Linked DNA regions of Homo sapiens: region 2 is linked to region 1. A link is an interaction called in ENCODE POLR2A ChIA-PET data of the cell type or tissue named here. Cell type or tissue: HepG2. All regions are shown on one strand. Links, peaks and the distances in the headings refer to the core of each region. The heading gives the core; the rest is flanking DNA.

Region 1 (17,091 bases), core at 7,302-12,301:
GACTACAGGCGCCCGCCACTACGCCTGGCTAATTTTTTGTATTTTTAGTAGAGACGGGGTTTCACCGTTTTAGCCGGGATGGTCTCGATCTCCTGACCTCGTGATCCGCCCGCCTCGGCCTCCCAAAGTGCTGGGATTACAGGCGTGAGCCACCGCGCCCGGCCTTTTTTTTTTTTTTTTTTTTGAGATGCGGTCTCGCTCTGTCACCCAGGCTGGAGTGTGCAGCAGCGCGATCTTGGCTCACTGCAACCTCTGCCTCCTGGGTTCCCACAATTCTCATGTCTCACCCTCCCAAGTAGCTGGGATTACAGGCATATGCCACCATGCCCAGCAATTTTTTGTATTTTTAGTAGAGACAAGGTTTCACCATGTTGGCCAGGCTGGTCTCGAACTCCTGACCTCAGGTAATCTACCCGTCTCAGCCTCCCAAAGTGCTGGGATTACAGGCATGAGCCACCGCGCCCAACCTCCTCTTTGTTAAAGACTCCCCACCACTTCAGTCCTCTTTCTTGCTTTCTTCCCCATAGACTCCAGCACCTGTATCTGCCTGTTATATCCTTGATCTGTCATAACACATCCCTTTTTGTCTTTATTTTTTATTTTATTTATTTATTTATTTATTTTACAAATGTAGTCTTGCTATGTTTCCCAGGCTGGATTTGAACTCCTGGGCTCAAGTGATCCTCCTGCCTCGACCTCCCTAGAAGCTAGGACTACACGCAGGTGCTACTGTGCCCGGTTTAAAACATCAATTCTTTTTTGCGCATGAGTGTTTTTAAAAATGCCTAATGAAAAAACAGTATTTATTTGCTATGGCTGCCATAACAAAGCACCACACACTGGGTGGCTTAATCAACAGAAATGTGTTGCCTCACAACTCTGGAGGCTAGAAGTCCAAGATCAAGGTGTGTGCAGGATCAATTCTTTCTGAAGGGTATGAATGAAGGATGTGTTCCAGGCCTCTCTCCTTGGCTTGGAGATGGTCATTTTCACATAGCCTGTACACATACCTGTGTTCGTATTTCCACCCCCGCTTTTTTTTTTTTTTTTTTTTTTTTGAGACGGAGTCTCACTCTGTTGCCCAGGCTGGAGTGTAGTGGCGCAATCTCAGCTCACTGCAACCTCCGCCTCCCGGGTTCAAGTGATTCTCCTGCCTCAGCCTCCCAAGTAGCTGGGATTACAGGTGCCCGCCACCACACCTGGCTAATTTTTGTATTTTTAGCAGAGACGAGGTTTCACCATGTTGGCCAGGCTGGTGTCGAACTCCTGACCTCAGGTAATCCACCCGCCTCGGCCTCCCAAAGTGCTGAGATTACAGGCGTGAGCCACCGCGTCCAGTCCATATTTCACCCTTTTATAAGGATACCAGTCATATTGAATTAGAGACCCACCCTGATTCATAGGATCCCATATTTTAACTAATCTACATCTGCAATGGCCCTATTTCCAAATAAGGTTACCTTCTGAGTTATTCAGGGTTAGGGCTTTAACATATAAATTTGGGCAGGTAGAAGCGGGGGACACAATTTCCCACAATGATAAAATGCAGTAAGGTTTGGAGGAAACTGACAGTTTCACACAGTACTGGAAGGAATATGAATTGATAGAGCCCTTAGAAGGGTTTATCCATCAGAGAGCAGGCAGGAAACAGAAGCTACAAACAAAAAGATGAATACAGAGAATTGGTTCCACAAGTAATGAAAGATCTAAGAACCCAAATGGGACAGAGATTAGCAATAAAGCTGGGTGCAGTGACTCACACCTATAACTCCAGCACTTTGGGAGATCAAGGAGGAAGAATTGCTTGAGCCCAGGAGTTCAAGACCAGCCTGGGCAACATAGCAAGACCTTGTCTCTACAAAAAAAGTTTAAAAATTGCTGGATGTGGGCTGGGCATGGTGGCTCATGCCTGTAATCCCAGCACTCTGGGAGGCCAAGGCGGGCGGATCACATGAGGTCAGGAGTTCGAGACTGGCCTGACCAACATGGCAAAACCCTGTCTACTAAAAATACAAAAATTAGCCAGGCATGCTGCCGTACGCCTGTAATCCCAGCTACTCAGGAGGCTGAGACAGGAGAAGTGCTTGAACCCAGGAGGCAAAGGTTGCAGTAAGCTGGAGATCCCGCCACTGTACTCCAGCCTGGGTGACAGAGCAAGACTCTGTCTCAAAAAAAAAAAAAAAATTGCTGGGTGTGGTGACACACACTTGTATTCCCAAATACTTGGGAGGCTGAGCAGGGAGAATCTCGGGATCCCAGGAGGTCAAGGCTGCAGTGAGCCACAATTTTGCCACTGCACTCCAGCCTGGGCAACAGAGCAAGACCCTGTCTCAGAGAGAGAGAGAGGGAGAGTGAGAGAGACAGAGAGGGAGAGAGAGAGACAGAGAGGAAGAAGAAAAAGAGGAAGAGGAAGACGAAGATGAAGAAAAAGAAGAAGAAGAAGATGAAGACGAAGAAGAAGAAAGAGAGAGAGAGAATGAGTAACAAGATCGTGCCACTCCCAAGTCGAAATGGACAAAGGAAGTGGTGAGCAGCTAGAGCCACTGAGAAGGAGTTGGTGATGCCAAGTAAAATACAGCCACTGTTGGAGGATGTTGCCTGAGGCAGAGAGAAAGGGCAAGAAATTCTGAAGCTTCTCCTTTTCCCTTGTCCTCCAATCTCCCTGTGGGGTATCCTATTAGTTCAACCCATCAGGGTGACTCAGGAGCCAGGAAAAGAAGCCTGTGACCACCACTATCTAATTCCAGAACATTTCCATCTCCCTAAAAAGAAACGCCATACCCAGTAGCAGTCACTCCCTATTCTCCCTCCCCCAACTCCTGGCAAGCACGAACCTACTTTCTGTCTCTGTAGATGGACCTATTCTGGAAATTCCATTCTGATGGATTTATACAGTATGTGGTCTTTTGTGTCTGGCTTCTTTTCATTTAGCTTCATGTTTCTGAGGTTCATCCACACCGTAGCATGGATCAGGACTTTATCCCTTTTTATGCCTAATATTCCATTGTATGGATAGACCACGTTTTGTTTATCCACTCAACAGTTCATGGACACTTGGGCTGTTTCCCACCTTTTGGCTATTGTGAATAGTGATGGTATGAACATTCACATATATGTTTTTGGATGAACATAGGTTTTCAGTTCTTTGGGTTACATACCTAGGAGTGGAATTTCTGGGTTGTATGCTAACTCTACATTTAACTTCTTGAGGAACTGCCAGACTGTTTTCCAAAGTGGCTGCACCATTTTACATCCACCAGCAATGACTCTACATTTCAATGAGCATGAGAAACCCAGCTTGCTATTTAACCATGAATCATGTTCAGCAATGTGATGATTTTGAAAGAACTAAATAATTATCAAAGATTTTAAAGTTATTCTGAGTAATGGATGATTATATTCCTGATTTCATGTATCTCTGAACACTGTACACCCCGAGTAGAATTGTGCCAGCTAGAGCCAATTTTCTCCATTGTTCATTAGACAGAAGTTCACCAGCAGCTAAGTGCTGACACATCATTCCCAGCATCCACCCCGGATGGGAAAGCCAGCAGTGTCACCGCACGCATGCTGGACCTGCTGCTGCTCAGATCTAAAACTTCTGAAAATGACAAACCCTAACCCTACAATTCTGAGACATGATGTTAGAGGGAATGGATAATTGCTCTGATTCCTCTGGGCAAGGAAAATGTAATGTGTGAACCGGTTCTCCTGTGTGCATGCATAAACACTCTCTTTTGATAATCCAAGAAAATCCAGCTGAAAGGGGGAAAAATGTCTCCTATTGAATAAAATGAGGCCTGACTTTGAGAAAGTCACGCAGAGTCTTAGGACTCACTCAATACAGAAAGTTCTGGGTAATTAACTGAGCTGCTGGGGAAACTCGATCGCTAGCCTGATAAGCATCACTAAGTATTTCCAGATCCAAGGTAGCATTTCAGCTTCTCAAGGCTCACGAACTGAATTGACCTCCCTCCCTGGGGAAAGGAATTCTCATTGTTGTCTCTGGACCACTTGTTTCATCCAAAGCCTCCTGAGTAACTAGGACTACAGTTGCACACCACCATGCCCAGCTAATTTTGTTTATTTTTTGTAGAGACAGGTCTCCCTATGTTGTCCAGGCTGGTCTCGAACTCCTGGAATCAAGCGATCCTCCAGCCTCTACCTCCCAAAGTGCTGGGACTATAGGCATGAGCCACTAAGCCGATCCATATTTTCTCAGGTATTATAAAAAGTGATACATACTGTTTGCAGAAAACATCAAAAATATAGAAAAGGAGAACAAGATAAATCAGAAATAGGAAAACTATCATTCCACAACCCAGTGATAACTTCTATGTCATTTTGATATATTTCCCTTTTCTTTGGTCATTGCTAAATCTCCATACATGCAGCAGCGTCTAGTATGTAATTGGCATGCAATAAATATTTGTTAAATGTATTTGTTTTTAAATTTTGGTAAAAGAAGTTAAACTGCCAGTGTGGTGGCTCACGCCTGTAATCCCAGCACTTTGGGAGGCCAAGGCGGGCGGAGACATAGGGAGACCTGTCTTTGCAAAAAATAAACTAAATTAGCTGGGCATGGTGGTGTGCAACTGTAGTCCTAGCTACTCAGGAGGCTGAGGTGGGAGGATCACTTGAACCTGGGAGGTGGAGGCTACAGCAAACCATGATCCTATCACTCCTGAGGTCAGAAGTTCAAGACCAGCCTGACCAATAAGATAAAACCCCGTCTCTACTAAAAATACAAAAAAAAAAGTTAGCCGGGCGTGGTGGCACGCACCTGTAATCCCAGCTACTCAGGAGGCTGAGACAGGAGACTCATTTGAACCTGGGAGGCGGAGGGTGCAGTGAGTTGAGACTGTGCCATTGACTCCAGCCTGGGCAACAAGAGTGAAACTCCATCTTAAAAAAGAAAAAAAAAAAAAGAAAGTTAAACCAAGCAAATTTTACCATAAAATTAGGTAGAATATGGGTATCATCGTGTTAGCTTTGTATCTTTTGATTTTCAAGTTTGGGATACTGAGGAAGTACTAAAGACAGGAACAAAGCACAGGGAAAAGGTGGGGTACCCTAGGCTGAAGGGAACAGCCTCTTTAAAATCACCCATTGAGAATCTTGTTCACTGCCAGGCACAGTGGCTCATATCTGTAATCCCAGCAATTTGGGAGGGTGAGGTGGGTGGATCACCTGAGCCTGAGAGTTCAAGACCAGCCTGGGCAAGAAAGCGATACTGCTTCTCTACTTAAAAAAAAAAAAAAATTAGATAGGCATGGTGGTGCATGTCTGTAGTCCCACCTATTCAGGAGGCTGAGGTAGGAAGATCACTTGAGCCCAGGAGTTTGAGGCTGCAGTGAGCCATGATCGCACCACTGCACTCCAGCCTGGGTGACAAAGGAAGACCCCGTCTCAAAAAAAGAAACAAAGAAAGAAAAAAAAGAATCCTGCTGGCACGGTGGCTCACACCTGTAATCCCAGCACACTGGGAGGCTGAGGCAGGCGGATCACTTGAGGTCAGGAGTTCGAGACCAGCCTGGCCAACATGGTGAAACTCCATCTCTACTAAAAATTCAAAAATAAGCCCTGTATTGTGGTGAGCGCCTATAATCCCAGCTACTTGGGAGGCTGAGGCAGGAGAATGGGTAGAACCCAGGAGGCGGGGGCAACAGAGTGAGACCTTGTCACAAAAAAAAAAAAAAAAAAAATCCTATTCAGAGGTGTACTCTAAAACATTTAATTTCTTTTTTTTTTTTTTTTTGAGACAGAGTCTCGCTCTGTCGCCCAGGGTGGAGTGCAGTGGTGGAATCTCAGCTCACTGCAACCTCTGCCTCCCGGGTTCAAGAAATTCTCTTGCCTCAAGCCTCCTGAGCAGCTGAGATTACAGGCATGCGCCACCGTGCCCAACTAATTTTTGTCTTTTTAGTAGAGATGGGATTTCACCGAGTTGGCCAGGCTAGTCTCAAACTCCTGACCTCAGGTGATCCTCCTGCCTCGGCCTCCCAAAATGCTGGGATTTCAGGCGTGAGCCACCGTGCCCGGCCTCTTTTTTCTTTAGCTTATTTTTTCAGAGACAGAGTCTCACTCTATCACCCAGGCTGGAGTGCAGTAGCATAATTGATCCAGTCTCACTGCAGCCTTGACCTCCCAGGCTCAAGTGATCCTCTCGCCTCAGCCTCCCAGGTAGCTGGGACCACAGCCACGTGTCACCACACCCAGCTAATGTTTTTAAAATTTTCTGTAGCGATGGGTCTTCCTATCTTACCCAGGCTACTCTCAAACTCCTGGGCTCAAGTTATCCTCTCGCCTCGGCCTCCCAAAGTGCTGGAATTACAGGCACGTCACTCCTTAAATAAATTCTGCCACATCTCACATAAGAAGGCAATTTCCCTGGCTGACTTGGAAGCTTATATTAACATTTTCTGGCCGCTGGTGTGTGTTTTGTATTGTAAAGACTTTCATCTACTCAGAAGCTGAGTTCCTTGAAAATCACTGCTAAATCTTTTGATGGTGGTTAAATTTTCCAGTGCCTTAAGGGAGATTGGAAATTAAAGACTAATGGGAGCCTGTTAAGCAAGCAGTCATACCGCAATGCATCCTCTGTAAAAAACTGAAATTATGTCCGGGCGCAGTGGCTCAGGCCTGTAATCCTAGCACTCTGGGAGGCCAAGGCCGGCGGATCACTTTAGGTCAGGAGTTTGAGACCACCCTGGCCAACATGGGGAAACCCCATCTCTACTAAAAAAAAATACAAAAAAAATTAGCCGATCGTGGTGGCATGCACCTGTAATCCCAATTACTCGGGAAGCTGAGGCAGGAGAATTGCTTGAACCCAGGAGGCGGAGGTTGCAGTCAACTGAGATCGTGCCACTGCACTCCAACCTGAGTGACAGAGTGAGACTCCATCTCAAAAAAAACAAAAACAAAACTGAAATTATGTTAATATATATTTGGTTGCCTAGAGTGGGGTAAGCTTGTACCACTTCAGCGTTCCTATAACTGTGATTTTCCACACTTCAACGTGCAAGTGAATCACCTGGAAAGCTTGTTAAATAAATACAGATTCTGTGTCGGGCGCGATGTCTCACGCCTGTAATCTCAGCACTTTCAGAGGCTGAGGCGGGCAGATCACTTGAGGCCAGGAGTTTGAGATCAGCCTGGCCAACATGGCAAAACGCCGTCTCTACTAAAAATACAAACATTAGACAGGTGTGGTGGCATGCATTGTAATCCCAGCTACTTGGAAGGCTGGGGCAGGAGAACCGCTTGAGCTCACGAGGCGGAGGTTGCAGTGAATTGAGATTGCACCACTGCACTCCAGCCTGGGCGACAGAGGGAGACTCCCTCAGTCTCAAAAATAAAATAAAATTAAAAAGTACAAATTCTCGTTCAGTTGGTCTGGGGCAGCCTGGGGTTGTGAATGTCTAACAGGCTCCCAGGTGATGTTGAGAATACGAGTCCTCTAACTATACATTGAGACGTGAAAGCTCATGATAGCCTAACTGGTCTCTACTATTAAAATCTCAGGGCACAGTTCTGTAGATGTAATGGGGGCATTAGGCTGGGTCTCATTGAGTTAGCCCATTAATCTAAATTCTCTCTCTCTACAGCTGAAGTGCTTAATTAATTAATAAACAAAGCTATCTTTTTCCCCTTTCTCTTTTTAAATTGAGGTAAAATTAACCATTTTAAAGTGAGCAATTCAGTCCCATTTAGTGCATTTACAATGTTGGGCAACTATCATCTCCATCTAGTTCCAAAACATTTTCATCACCCCTAAAAGACACTCTGTACCCATTAAGCAATCACTGCCCACTTTCCCCTCTCCCCAGCCCCTGGCAACCACCAATCTTCCTGTCTCTATGGATTTAACTCTTCCGGATAATCCATATGCAGATGATAATGTTCTGGAACAGATAGCGGTGATGGTTGCATGTGAAGGTACTAAATGCCACTGAATTGTACCATTTAAAATGGTTAAGGCCGGGCGTGGTGGCTCACGCCTGTAATCCCAGCACTTTGGGAGGCTGAGGGGGGTGGATCACGAGGTCAGGAGTTCAAGACCAGCCCGGCCAACATGGCGAAACCCCATCTCTACTAAAAATACAAAAATTAGCCAGGTGTGGTGGTGTGTGCCTGTAATCCAGGCTACTTGGGAGGCTGAGGCAGGAGAATCACTTGAATTCAGGAGGCAGAGGCTGCAGTGAGCCAAGATCGTGCCATTGCACTCCAGCCTGGGCGACAGAGTGAGACTGTCTCAAAAAAAAAAAAAAAAAAAAAAAAAAGGTTAAAATGGTGAATTTTATGTTAAGGGAATTTTACCACACTAGAAAAAAATATGAACATCTGCATTTTATAACAAAAGCTACTTGGCTGGTGACCTTCTCAAAAATAATTTGAGTTCTTTAGGATAAGGAAACTGAGGCCTTGGGGGTCACCCATCCCTTTCATGGCAGAATAGAAACCAGATTTCTTTTTTTTTCTTTTTTTTTTTTGAGACAGAGTCTTGCTCTGTCACACAGGCTGGAGCACAGTGGTGCAATCTCAGCCTGCTGCAGCCTCCACCTCCCAGGTTCAAGTGACTCTCCTGCCTCAGCGTCCCGAATAGCTGGGATCACAGATGTGCACCACCATGCCCAGCTAATTTTTGGATTTTTTAGTAGAGACGGGGTTTCACCATGTTGGCCAGGGTGGTCTCGAACTCCTGGCCTCAAATGATCCGCCCGCCACGGCCTCCCAAAGTGCTGGGATTACAGGCATGAGCCACCGTGCCTGGCCTCTGTTTTTTCTTTCTTTCTCTCTCTCTCTTCCTTCCTTCCTTCCTTTCTCTCTCTCTCCTTCTTTCTTTCTCTCTTTGTTTTTGGTTTTTTGGGTTTTTTTGAGATGGAGTCTTGCCTTTTGCCAGGCTGGAGTGCAGTAGAGCGATCTCGGCTCGCTGCAACCTCCGCCTCCCAGGGTAAAGCGATTCTCCTGCTTCACCCTCCCGAGTAGCTGGGACTACAGGAGTGCATGCCCAGCTAATTTTTGTATTTTTATTAGAGACAGGGTTTCAACATGTTGGCCAGGATGGTCTTGATCTCTTGACCTCGTGATCTGCCCGCCTTGGCCTCCCAAAGTGCTGGGATTACTTGTGTGAGCCAACAGGACGGGCCCCCCACCTCCCCACTCCCTCCCTCCCTCCCTTCCTTCCTCTCTCTCTCTCTGTTGCCCAGGCTGGAGTACAGTAGTGCAGTGACACAGTTACAGCTCACTGTGGCCTTGACCTCCTGGCCTTAGGTGATCCTCCCATCTCAGACTCTCAAGCAGCTGGGATTACAGGGGTGCACCACCATCCCGAGCTAATTTTTGTATTTTAGGTTGGTGCAAAAGCAATTGCGGTTTTTTACCATTGACAGTAATGGCAAAAGCCGCAATTGCTCTTGCATCAAGTTATTTTTTTTTTCTCTTTTCTTTTTTTTTTTTTTTCCGGTAGAGACCAGGTTTCACCATGTTGCCCAGGCTAGTCTAAAACTCCTAGGCTGGAATCATCTGCCCACTTTGGCCTCCCAAACTACTGGGATTACAGGTGCAAGTCACCATGCCTGGCCATGTCACTAGCTTTCTTATTGCCTCTGAAATTGGAAATATAACACTTGCCTTCTCTACTTCAAAATAAATAATAAAAAAAGTGTTTGAAAACTATAAAGCATTGTACAAACATAAATTTCTTATTGAATGCAGGGTAAATCATAATTATCTATTTGTAAAAGCAAATTTCTTTTTTCTTTTTTGAGACAGAGTCTCACTCTGTCGTCCAGGCTGGAGTGCAGTGATGCGATCTCAGCTCACTGCAACCTCTGCCTCCCGGGTTCAACTGATTCTGCTGCCTCAGCCTCCCGAGTAGCTGGGACCACAGGCCCACGCCACCATGACCGACTAATTTTTGTATTTTTAGTAGAGACGTGGTTTCACCATATTGGCCAGGCTGGTCTCGAATTCCCAACCTCATGATCCGCCCGCCTTGGCCTCCCAAAGTGCTGGAATTACAGGCATGAGCCACCGCACCCAGCCGTGTAAAAGCAAATTTCTAAGAATTTCAATTTTCCTAAATTGTATTTGGTCTATTCAGAGTTATCGCACACACTTAAATGTGCTACAATCACATCACTTTCAAAATTTTTATAATTCAGACTTTTCACTAATTCAGACAGACATTTTCCCAACCCACACAAATTGTTGAGATTTACTTTTTTATCAAAAGATACAGGCCGGGCACGGTGGCTCACGCCTGTAATCCCAGCACTTTGGGAGGCTGAGGTGGGCGGATCACTTGAGGTCAGGAATTCGAGACCAGCCTGGCCAATATGGTGAAACCCCCTCACTACTAAAAATATAAAAATTAGCTGGGTGTGGTGACATGTGCCTGTAGTCTCAGCTCCTCGGGAGGCTGAGGCAGGAGAATCGCTTAAACCCAGGAGGCAGAGGTTGCAGTGAGCTGAGATTGCACCACTGCACTCTAGCCTGGGTGACAGAGCAAGACTCTATCTATTAAAAAAAAAAATGATACAAGTGTGGATTGATACACTTGCAGGCATTTGAGCAAGAAGATTTCTAAAGTCTCTTCCAACCTCATGCTGAAAGAATTCAGACAAAAAAAAGCCTCAAGAGTAGGCAGACTAGGGCGAATTTAATCAGGGAAAATATGTTAAGCAAAACTGTATTTTGGGGAAAAGAGGAAAGCATGAGCGGGCAAGGGCCAAGACTAGAAAGGCAGTTGATGAATGAGAAAGAAAAATAAAATCTGGAAGGAAGGAGGTGGTAGTAACAGCAATTATCTTCTTAGGTCAAAGATTCTGGAACAGGCCAGGCACAATACCTCATGCCTGTAATCCTAGCATTTTGGGAGGCCAAGGAAGGTGGATCGCTTCAGCCCAGGAGCTCAAGACCAGCCTGGGCAACATGGCTACATTGTCTCTACAAAAGATACAAAAACTAGCCCGGGGCCGGGCGCGGTGTCTCATGCCTGTAATCCCAGCACTTTGGGAGGCCGAGGCAGGTGGATCACCTGAGGTCAGGATGTTCAAGACCAGCCTGACCAACATGGTGAAACCCCATCTCTATTAAAAATACAAAAAATTAGACGGGGGTGATGGCGAGCGCCTGTAATCCCAGCTACTCTGGAGGCTGAGGCAGGAGAATCGCTTGAACCTGGGAGGCGGAGGTTGCAGTGAGCTAAGATTGCACCATTGCACTCCAGTCTAGGCGACAAGAGCGAAACTCCGTTTCAAAAAAAAAAAAATTAGCTGGGTGCAGTGGCACACGCCTGTAGTCCTAGCTACTTTGGAGGCTGAGGTGGGATGATCGCTTGAGCCTAGGAGACAGAGGTTGCAGTGAGCTGAGATCACGCCACTGCACTCCAGCCTGGGCGACAGAGTGAGACTCCATCTCAAAAAAAAAAAAAAAAGAAAGGAGTGAATGCTGATGTGATGGGAGGGAAAAAATCATCCATCAGGGATGATGGTCAGGGAAGGTTTCAACTAGAGTAAATCTCAGTCTCTGGAGGAGATGCTGATGTAATGTGACCCATCAAGTGTCTCCAGCCTGCTTTAACAGTTGTCGGCATGGCTTGTCCTGCCGACACTTGAGACTTAACCACATTTCCGGTAAAACTAAAGAAATTTATCACCTTATCCTTCAAACTGACACCGATTTTTTTTTTTTTTTTGAGATGGAGTTGTGCTTTGTCGCCCAGGCTGGAGTGCAGTGGCGCCATCTCCTCTCACTGCAAGCTCTGCCTCCCAGGTTCATGCCATTCTCCTGCCTCAGCCTCCCTCGTAGCTGGGACTACAGGCGCCCACCACCACGCCTGGCTAATTTTTAATAGAGATGGGGTTTCACCGTGTTAGCCAGGATGATCTCGATCTCCTGACCTCATGATTCGCCCGCCTCGGCCTCCGAAAGCGAGAGGTGACAGCGTGCTGGCAGCCCTCACAGCCCTCACTCGCTCTCGGCGCCTCCTCAGCCTTGGCACCCACTCTGGCCGCACTTGAGGAGCCCTTCAGCCTGCCGCTGCACTGTGGGAGCCCCTTTCTGGGCTAGCCAAGGCCGGAGCCGGCTCCCTCAGCTTGCGGGGAGGTGTGGAGGGAGAGGCGAGGGCGGGAAACGGAGCTGTGCGCCACGCTTGCGGGCCAGTGCGAGTTCCAGGTGGGCATGGGCTCGGTGCGCCCTGCACTCGGAGCGGCCAGCCGGCCCCGCCGGCCTTGGGCAGTGAGGGGCTTAGCACCTGGGCCAGCAGCTGCTGTGCTCGACTTCTCGATGGGCCTTAGCTGCCTCCCTGCAGGGCAGGGCTCGGGACCTGCAGCCTGCCATGCCTGAGCCTCCCCCCACCCCCTGCCCCCCGCCCTGAGCTCCTTGGCAGCCGGAACCTCCCGGACGAGCCGAGCTAGTCCCTCCTGCTCCACGGCACCCGGTCCCATCAACCACCCAAGGGCTGAGGAGTACGGGCACATGGCACAGGACTGGCAGGCAGGTCCACCTGCAGCTCCTGTGCGGGATCCACTGGGTGAAGCCAGCTGGGCTCCTGAGTCTGGTGGGGACTTGGAGAATCTTTATGTCTAGCTAAGGGATTGTAAACACACCAATCTGCACTCTGTATCTAGTTATTCTGGTGGCGACTTGGAGAACCTTTATGTCTAGCTAAGGGATTGAAAATACACCAGTCAGCACTCTGTATCTAGCTCAAGGTTTGTAAACACACCAATCAGCACCCTGTGTTTGCTCAGGGTTTGTGACTGCACCAATCGGCACTCTGTATCTAGCTCAAGGTTTGTAAATGCACCAATCAGCACTCTGTGTCTAGCTCAGGGTTTGTAAATACACCAATGGACACTCTGTGTCTAGCTAATCTAGCGGGGAAGTGGAGAACTGGAGAACTTTTGTGTCTAGCTCAGGGATTGTTAAATGCACCAATCAGCACCCTGTCAAAATGGACCAATCAGCTCTCTGTAAAGCAGACCAATCAGCTCTCTGTAAAATGGACCAATCAGCAGGATGTGTGTGGGGCCAGATAAGAGAATAAAAGCAGGCTGCGGAGCCAGCAGCGACAATCGGTTGGGGTGTTTTTCAGGTGTGTGGGTGGTTTAGTTTTTTCGCTGTTTGGGGCCATATTGCTTTTATGAGCTGTGACACTCACCGCGAAAGTCTGCGAAGCTTCATTCATGTAAGCCCCCGAGACCACGAACCTGCCGAGAGGAACGAACAATTGTAGACGCGCCGCCTTAAGAGCTCTAACACTCACCGCGAAGGTCCGCAACTTCACTCCTGAGCCAGCGAGACCAGGAACCCACCAGAAGGAAAAAACTCTGGAACACATCGGAATATCAGAAAGAACAAACTCCAGACACGCCGCCTTTAACAACTGTAACACTCACAGCGAGTGTCTGCACTTCATTCTTGAAGTTAGTAAGATCAAGAACCCACCACTTCCGGACACAAAAGTAAGGGGATTACAGGTGGGAGCCCCCGCGCCTAGCCCAAACTGGCGCTGATTCTTCATTTGTATATCGCAGTTAGTAAAAGGGCTCCCTGACCCCTAGCCTTGAATTTGGGGAGTAATTTGATATTCTTGATCATCACTACCTCCTTTGTAATATATTCTTTCAAAGTATGTCTGTTTCCCTTTCCCCCAGTACTTGTCAGTATTTTGTTTGTGGGGCGCGGGGGGGGTCTCATTCTATTGCCCAGGCTGGAGTGCAGTGGCGTGATCTTGGCTCACTGCAACCTCTGCTTCCTGGGTTCAAGCGATTCTTCTGTCTTCTGAGTAGCTGGGATTATAGGTGAGCGACACCACGCCTGGCTAATTTTTGTATTTTTAGTGGCGATGAGGTTTCATCATGTTGGCTAGGCTGGTTTTGAACTCCTCACCTGAAGTAATCTGTTCACCTCGGCCTCCCAAAGTGCTGGGATTAAGAGGTGTCAACCACCGTGCCTAGCTAAATGTTTGCATTTTTTATGGAGACGGGGTTTCACCATGTTGCCCAGGCTGGTCTCAAACTCCTAGGCTCAAGCAATCTGCTTGCCTTGGCCTCCTAAAGTGCTGGGACTGCAGGTACGAGCCACTGCACTCAGCCTAAGGCATTTTCTTTTCTTTAAATTTATTTTTATATCTTACTTTATTCATTTATTTTTCGAGATGGAGTCCTGCTCTGTCACCCAGGGTGGAGTGCAGTGGCGTGCTCTTGGCTCACTGCGTCCTCCGCCTCCTGGGTTCAAGCAATTCTCCTGTCTCAGCCTCCCGAGTAGCTGGGATTGCAGGCATGTACCACCACATCTGACTATTTTTTCTATTTTTAGTAGGGACAGGGTTTCACCATGTTGGCCAGGCGGGTCTCGAACTCCTGACCTCAAGTAATCCACACGCCTTGGCCTCCTAAAGTGCTGGCATTACAGGCGTGAGCCACCATGCCCAGCTGTATTTTATTTTATAGAGACAGGGTTTCACTGTGTTACCCAGGTTAGTCTTGAACTCCTGGACTCAAGTGATCCTCTTGCCTTGACCTCCCAATGTGCTGGGGTTGCAGGCGTGAGCCCGTTCCCAGATATTTTCTGAACCTTTGTTCAGAAATACCAATGGTGAATAGGCAGTGGACAACATTTGGGGAATAGGCAGGAAGTGGGGAAGGTGCGGAGGGGGTGGAGATGAACACCCAAACTCTGGGGCCTTGCCTCTCAAATTTTAGACACCTTGAAAATATACCTGATTCCAATCTCTTACACAAATGGTAAACATAAATAGGAAGATAGCGCATTTGGCAAACAGGTGCCAAGCAACAGTCTTGAACAGATGATTGAACATTTCATTTGTTTCTCTGTTAATAATTAATCCATTTGGAATGTAAATTTCCAGCTAATCTTTTAACTCTTCTTTAGCCACTCTAGAGTAATAGGAAAAGGGTAGTAAGCTTCTGGATTTGATTTTTCCTAAGTACAAATTATCCTGAGAACTCAAATTACATGATTTTTCTTTTTCTTTCAGGAAAAGCATTCAGGTATAATTAAGTCGAACAACATCGTGCCCATAATTTTCCACTTTTAAGAGATGGGGTTTCACTCTGTCACCCAGGCTAAAGTGCAGTGGTAGGATTATAGCTCATTGCAGCCTTGATCTCCTGGCCTCAAGCCATCCTCCCACCTCAGCCTCCGAAAGTGTTGGGATAATAAGTGTAAACCACTGTGCCTGGTTTACTTTCTACATGTTAACACTAGTGATTAAATGAAGATTGAAAATAGAAACATGCTAGGGGAAAAATACTTTGAATGTTATCTATGGCTCCACTATATTGGAGAAGTTGTCAAACTTTTTACAAAATCAAAATGAAAAAAAAGACCAAAAAAAATTTTTTTGAGTGTCTCACTCTGTTACCCAGGCTGGAGTGCAATGGTGCAATCACCATGGTAGCCTTCACTGTGCAGGCTCAAGCCACCCTACCACGTCAGCCTCATGAGTAGCTGGGACCACAGGCACGCACCACCTTGCGTGGCTAGTTTTTTAATTTTTTTGTAGAGGCAGGGTCTTGCTATGTTGCCCAAGCTGGTCTCAAATTCCTGGGCTCAAGAGATCCTCCTGCCTTGGCCTCTGAAAGTGCTGGGATTACAGGTATGAGCCACTGTGCCCAGTGGAAAAGCAAATTCTTTTATTTTGTTTAGCTTGTTAAAAATTGAGATGAAATTCATATGACATCAAGTTAACCATTTTAAAGTAAATAATTTGGCCAGGCATGGTGGCTCACATCTGTAATCCCAGTACTTTGGGAGGCCAAGGTGGGCAGATCACCTGAGATCAGGAGTTCAAGACCAGCCTGGCCAACATGGTGAAACCCCATCTCTACTAAAAATAAAAAAAAATTAGCCAGGTGTGGTGGTGGCCACCTGTAATCCCAGCTACTCGGGAAGCTGAGGCAGGAGAATCATTTGAACCTGGGAGGTGGAGGTTGCAGTGAGCCAAGATTGCACCACTGCACTCCACCCTGGGCAACAGAGCAAGACTACATTTCAAAAATAAATAAAGTGAATAATTCAGCCTGGGCGTGGTGCTCATATCTGTAATCCCAGCACTTTGGGAAGCCGAGGCAGGCGGGTCACCTGAGGTCAGGAGTTATAACAGACCAGCCTGGCCAACATGGCAAAAGCCTGCCTACTAAAAATAAAAAAAAAAAAAAAAACTAGCTGGGCGTGGTAGTGAGCACCTGTAATCCCAGCTACTCGGGAGGCTGAGGCAGGAGAATCACTTGAACCCAGGAGGTGGAGGTTGCAGTGAGGAGAGATTGCACCACTGCAATCCAGCCTGGGCAACAGAGTGAGACTCCATCAGAATAAATAAAAATTTTAAAAATAAAGTGAATAATTCAGTAATATTAGTACATTCACCATGATGTACAACCACCACCTCTACCTTGTTTCAAAACTTCTTCATCACCGTAAAAGGAAACCCCGTGTCCACTAAGCAATTACTCCCTATTCCTCCACTCTCCTCAGCCCCTGGAAACCACCAGTGTGCTTTGTGTCTCTATGGATTCATTTATACCGGGCGTTTCATACAAATAGACTCAGCCAGGCATGGTGAATCCTGCCTGTAAGCCTAGCACTTTGGGAAGCAGAGGCTGGAGGATCATTTGAGGGCAGAAGTTTGAGACTAGACTGGGCAACAGAGCAAGACCCTGTCCCTGCAAAAACAAGGGGGGGATGTGATACAGTATGTGACCTTTCGTTTCTGGCTTATTTGACTTAGTAAAATGTTACCCAGATTCATTCATGTTGTAACATGTATCAGTACTTCATTTCTTATGGTTGAATAATATTCTGTTGTGTATATATACCACAATGTTTTAATCCATTCATCAGTTGATGGAAATTTGGGATATATCTGTCTTTTGACTCTTGTTTATAGCACTGCTATGAACATTCATGTACAAGTATTTGTTCTAGTATATGTTTTCAGTTCTTTTGAGTATATACTTAGGAGTAGAATGCTAATTCCTTTTTTTTCTTTTTTTTTTTTTTTTTTGGGAAACAGAGTCTCGGCCGGGCATTGTGGCTCACACCTGTAATCCCAGCACT
Region 2 (5,000 bases), core at 1-5,000, 51 kb before region 1:
AGCTTGTAATACAACCGCTTTCCTGAAACAGAATCAAAATGAACACAAGTGTTTTAACTAGTCACTTTGAGGGTAAGAATCTCAATTTATTCAATTGCGCTATAAACCTCCCAAGGGAAAAAACTGTGCCTGATTTAATTTTTGTTGAAAGAGGCTGAGCGCGGTGGCTCACACCTGTAATCCCAGCACTTTGGGAGGCCGAGGCGGGCGAATCACAAGGTTAGGAGCTCGAGACCAGCCTGGCCAACATGGGGAAACCCTGCCTCTACTAAAAATACAAAAAATTAGCTGGGCGTAGTGGTGGGCACCTGTAATCCCAGCTACTCAGAAGGCTGAGGCAGGAGAATCGCTTGAACCCAGGAGGCAGAGATTGCAGTGAGCTGAGATCGTGCCACTGCACTCCAGCCTGGGCGACAGAGTGAGACTCTGCCTCAAAAAAAAAAAATGTTTTTGTTGTTGAAAGAATAAATTGTATGTGTGTATGAATGTGTGTGTGAGCATGTATGTGAGCATGCTGTGTATACACAAACACACACACACACACACACACACACACGCATGCAGGAAAAATTCTGGAATTATAGATAACAGCATGTTAATGATTATCTCTGGGAGATACTTATTTTCTTCATTTTGCTTATCTGTATTTTCTTTTTTTTTTTTTGGAGATGGAGTCTCACTCTGTTGCCTGGGCTGGAGGCAATGGTGCGATCTTGGCTCACTGCAACCTCCGCCTCATGGGTTCAAGCAATTCTCCTCCCTCAGCCTCCCAAGTAGCTGGGATTACAGGCACCCACCACCATGCCTGGCTAATTTTTTGTACTTTTAGTAGAGAGAGGGTTTCACCATGTTGGCCAGGCTGGTCTCAAACTCCTGACTTCAAGTGATGCGCCCGCCTCAGCCTCCCAAAGTGCTGGGATTACAGGTGTAAGTCACCATGCCCAGTTACAGGTGTAAGTCACCATGCCCAGCTGCTTACCTGTATTTTCTTATTTATTAAGAAAATAAAGTTTTTTTCTAAGCTAAAATAAATTAATGCACATATAAAACAAAAACAAAACCATTTAACAATTATTTTATTCTGGGGTTAGAGTTTTCAAGGTTTCTTACCTATAAACACCCTCTATGCTATTGAGAGCTGTGATTCCTGTAACAAGTGAATCAGCCAAATGATATTTGCCATCATTCATTGCTCTGTCAAACTGTATTTTTTGATCACATAGCATCCATAACTAGTAAGAAAAAAAAACACAATTAAGTACAAAATGGCGAATGTTCATCTTAATGAGTATATGAAAGTATTTTGGATTGCTTAGCAAATATCCTTACAATAATTCACACATATTCTTTTTTGGGGGGATTTAAAATTTTTTTAAAATATCTCAAGTATGTGAAAAAGCACAGAGAATAAAATAGCAGATACATGTGTGCCAATCATCAACTTTGTCAACTCACATTTTGCTTTATCTGCTTCATATACTATTAGATACCAATGAAGTCCTTTGCAAATTCTACGTCTCTTTCTCTTTTTTCAAAGTAGGCACTCAATTTGGTATTTATCATTCTCATTCAGGTTTTTTATACTTTTACAACATATACCCTTGTCTCTAAACAACATAGAGTATGAGCCTGTGTTTTTAAACTTTATATAAATAATATCATACTTGTAAGCATCCTTTGACAAGTTCCTTTTTAGCTCAATATTATTTTTCTGAGGGGAGATTATGTCCCACTTTATATTATAATAAAAGCTATTTTTATCAGAAATAAATCTATTGCCATGCAAAAGGCAGATTACCTGGGCGTGCTGACTATTAGGCGGAAATCGTTCCTTCAAGTGCTTTAACACTTCAGAAGCTGCAGCAAAACAGCCCTAAAGTAGAAACACACAATTTGATCAGCATAACCTGTGTTGAATCCACACCTGCTGTACCATGCACAGATGGTGACAGATTCACCTGTTCCCGTTCTTGATGCAGCAACCTGAGAGATACTGGTCAGAGACTCAAATTTCTTTTCTTTCTTTTTTTTTTTTGGGACAGAGTCTCGCTCTGTAGCCCTGCTGGAGTGCAGTGGCGCGATCTCGGCTCATTGCAAGCTCCGCTTCCCGGGTTCACGCCATTCTCCTGCCTCAGCCTCCTGAGTAGCTGGGACCACAGGTGCCTGCCACCATGTCCGGCTAATTTTTTTGTATTTTTAGTAGAGACGGGGTTTCACTGTGTTAGCCAGGATGGTCTCGATCTCCTGACCTCGTGATCTGCCCGCCTCAGCCTCCCAAAGTGCTGGAATTACAGGCGTGAGCCACCATGCCTGGCCAGAGACTCAAATTTCTAAGGGCCATTATTTAAAGGCTAATACAATTTATTTTAAAAATATTTTAAGACCAGGCATGGTGGCTAACGCCTGTAATCCCAGCACTTTGGGAGGCCAAGACGGGTGGATCACCTGAGGTTGGGAGTTCGAGACCAGCCTGACCAACATGGAGAAACCCCATCTTTGCTAATAATACAAAATTAGCTGGGCGTGGTGGCTCATGCCTGTAATCCCAGCTACTTGGGAGGCTGAGGCAGGAGAATCGCTTGAACCCAGGAGGCAGAGGTTGTGGTGCACTGAGATCGTGCCATTGCACTCCAGCCTAGGCAACAAGAACAAAATTCCGTCTCAAAAAAAAAAATTTTTTTTTAATTACACACGTAAGACATATCCATTCTAGAAAAACACTTACAAAATACATGTAAACAAGAACAAACAAATTACTTTTTTTTTTTTTTTTTTTTTTTTATGAGACAGGGTCTTGCTCTGTTTCCCAGGCTGGAATGCAGCAATGGTTTGATCTCAGCTCAATGCAGCCTCAACTTCCTAGGCTCAATCAATCCTCTCATCTCAGCCTCCCGAGTAGCAGGGAATACAGGTGCATGCCACCACACACCTGGCTATACAAAATCCTTTTTTTTTTTTTTTTTGAGACAGAGTCTTGCTCTGTCACCCAGGCTGGAGTGCAGTGGCATGATCTTGACTCACTGCAACCTCCTCCTCCTGGGTTCTAGCAATTCTGATGTCTTAGCCCCCACCTCCCGAGTAGCTGGAATTACAGGTGCGCGCCACCATGCTCAGCTAATTTTTGTATTTTTAGTAGAGGCAGTGTTTTGCCATGTTGGCCAGGCTGGTCTCAAACTCCTGGCCTCAAGCAATCCACCCACCTCAACCTCCTCAAGTGCTGGGATTACAGGCATGAGCCAATGTGCCCGGCTGACAAATTACTTTTGGGTTTTGCTGTTGTTGTTGCTTTTTTTTTTCTGAGACAGAGTCTCACTCTGTCACCAGGCTGGAGTGCAGTGGCATGATCTCAGCTCACTGCAACCTCTGCCTCCCGCGTTCAAGCGATTCTCCTGCCTCAGCCTCCTGAGTAGCTGGGATTACAGGTGCATGCCACCACGCCCAGCTAATATTTGTATTTTTAGGAGAGACAGGGTTTCACCATGTTGGTCAGGCTGCTCTCGATCTCATGACCTCGTGATCCGCCTGCCTCGGTCTCCCAAAGTGCTGGGATTACAGGCGTGAGCCACCGCACCTGGCCTGTTTTTTTTTTTGAGAGGGAGTCTCACTGTGTCACCCAGGCTGGAGTGCAGTGGTGTGGTCTAGGCTCACTGCAACCTCCACCTCCCAGGTTCAAGCAATTCTCTTGCCTCAGCCTCCCAAGTAGCTGGGATTACAGGCAGACACCACCACACCCAGCTAGTTTTTGTATTTTTAGTAGAGACAGGGTTTCACCATGTTGGTCAGTCTGGTCTCCAACTCCTGACCTCAGGTGATCTGCCCACCTCAGCCCCCCAAATTGCTGGGATTACAGGCATGAGCCACCGTGTCCAGCTTACATATATTTTTATAAATTACTTATAACACTGTTTACCACATGGTAGGCATCCAATGAATATTTGTTGAATGAATAAATCTTTCAATGTCAATAAATACAAATTTATATCATCGTAGTATTTTATCGGGAAAATCAATTATGGTACATGAAAATAATCTGGTTTTTGATATTTTGGTTATTTCTAATATTTTCCATTTAAAAAATGCTACAATGAATATCTTGGTGCATAGAGCTTTGCATACTGGTCCAATTATTTCCTTAGCATAAAACCTTAGAAGTAGGCTGGGTGCGGTAGCTCACGCCTGTAATCCCAGCACTCTGGGAGGCCAAGGAGGGCAGATCACTTGAGGCTAGAAGTTTGAGACCAGCCTGGCCAACATGGTGAAACCCCATCTCGACTAAAAGTACAAAAAAATAAGCCGGGCGCAGTGGCAGGTGCCTGTAATCCCAGCTACTCAGGAGGCAAAGGCAGGAGAATCGCTTGAACCCAGGAGGCAGAGGTTGCAGTGAGCTGAGATCACACCACTGCACTCCAGCCTTGGCCCCAGAGCAAAACTCCATCTCAAAAACAAAAACAAACAAACAAACAAAAAACCTTAGAAGTGGAAATGACAGGCACTTTTAAGTTCTTTGAGATATATTACTAAATTACCCTATATAAATGTACCAAGTACTTTCATACCAGAACTCTGTGCTTTTCTTCCTCTAACACTGAAGTATCTTTGCTTATATAATTGGTGAAAGTAGTACCTTAACTGCTTTAAATTTAATTTCAATGACTAGATTGAAATGTTTTCATGTTTTTGGGCCATGCTTTCTGTGAATGTACATTCATGACTTTTTTATACTCTTATATTGTCGGGATGTTTATCTTTTTTTTTTGAGACAAGGTTTTGCTCTACTGCCCAGGCTGGAGTGTAGTGGTGCAATCTCAGCTCATTGCAACCTCTACCTCCTAGGTTCAAGCAATCCTCCCACCTCAGCCTCCCTAGTAGCTGGAACTACAGGCATGTGCCACCACACACCACACCCAGCTAATTTTTGTATATTTTGTAGAGACGGGGTTTCACCATGTTGCATAGGCTGGTCTCAAACTCCTGAGCTCAAGTGATACGCCTGCTTCAGC

The links. ChIA-PET counts read pairs that join two places held together with the same protein. Peaks named below come from ENCODE experiments on the same cell type or tissue, not always from the same donor. Only the 100,000 strongest peaks of a DNase experiment are listed, where the experiment ranks them.
Region 2: POLR2A ChIA-PET joins it to region 1 with 5 read pairs; 3 of 35 experiments call an interaction of 5 or more read pairs at or near these places.

The regions. Positions count from the first base shown.
Region 1 is chr12:121,362,345-121,379,435 of GRCh38, forward strand. It overlaps LOC124903037 (a long non-coding RNA gene), which reads left to right and starts at 13,081. Exons shown (of 2, transcript XR_007063498.1): 1 at 13,081-13,472. In HepG2, for the core only: no CTCF peak of the experiment used is centred there; a DNase peak (open chromatin) is centred at 9,227.
Region 2 is chr12:121,318,587-121,323,586 of GRCh38, forward strand. It overlaps ANAPC5 (anaphase promoting complex subunit 5), which reads right to left. Exons shown (of 17, transcript NM_016237.5): 12 at 1,799-1,873; 13 at 1,111-1,232; 14 at 1-22. Among named protein-coding and RNA genes, the nearest start is that of CAMKK2, 24 kb to the left of the region's middle. In HepG2, for the core only: no CTCF peak of the experiment used is centred there; no DNase peak of the experiment used is centred there.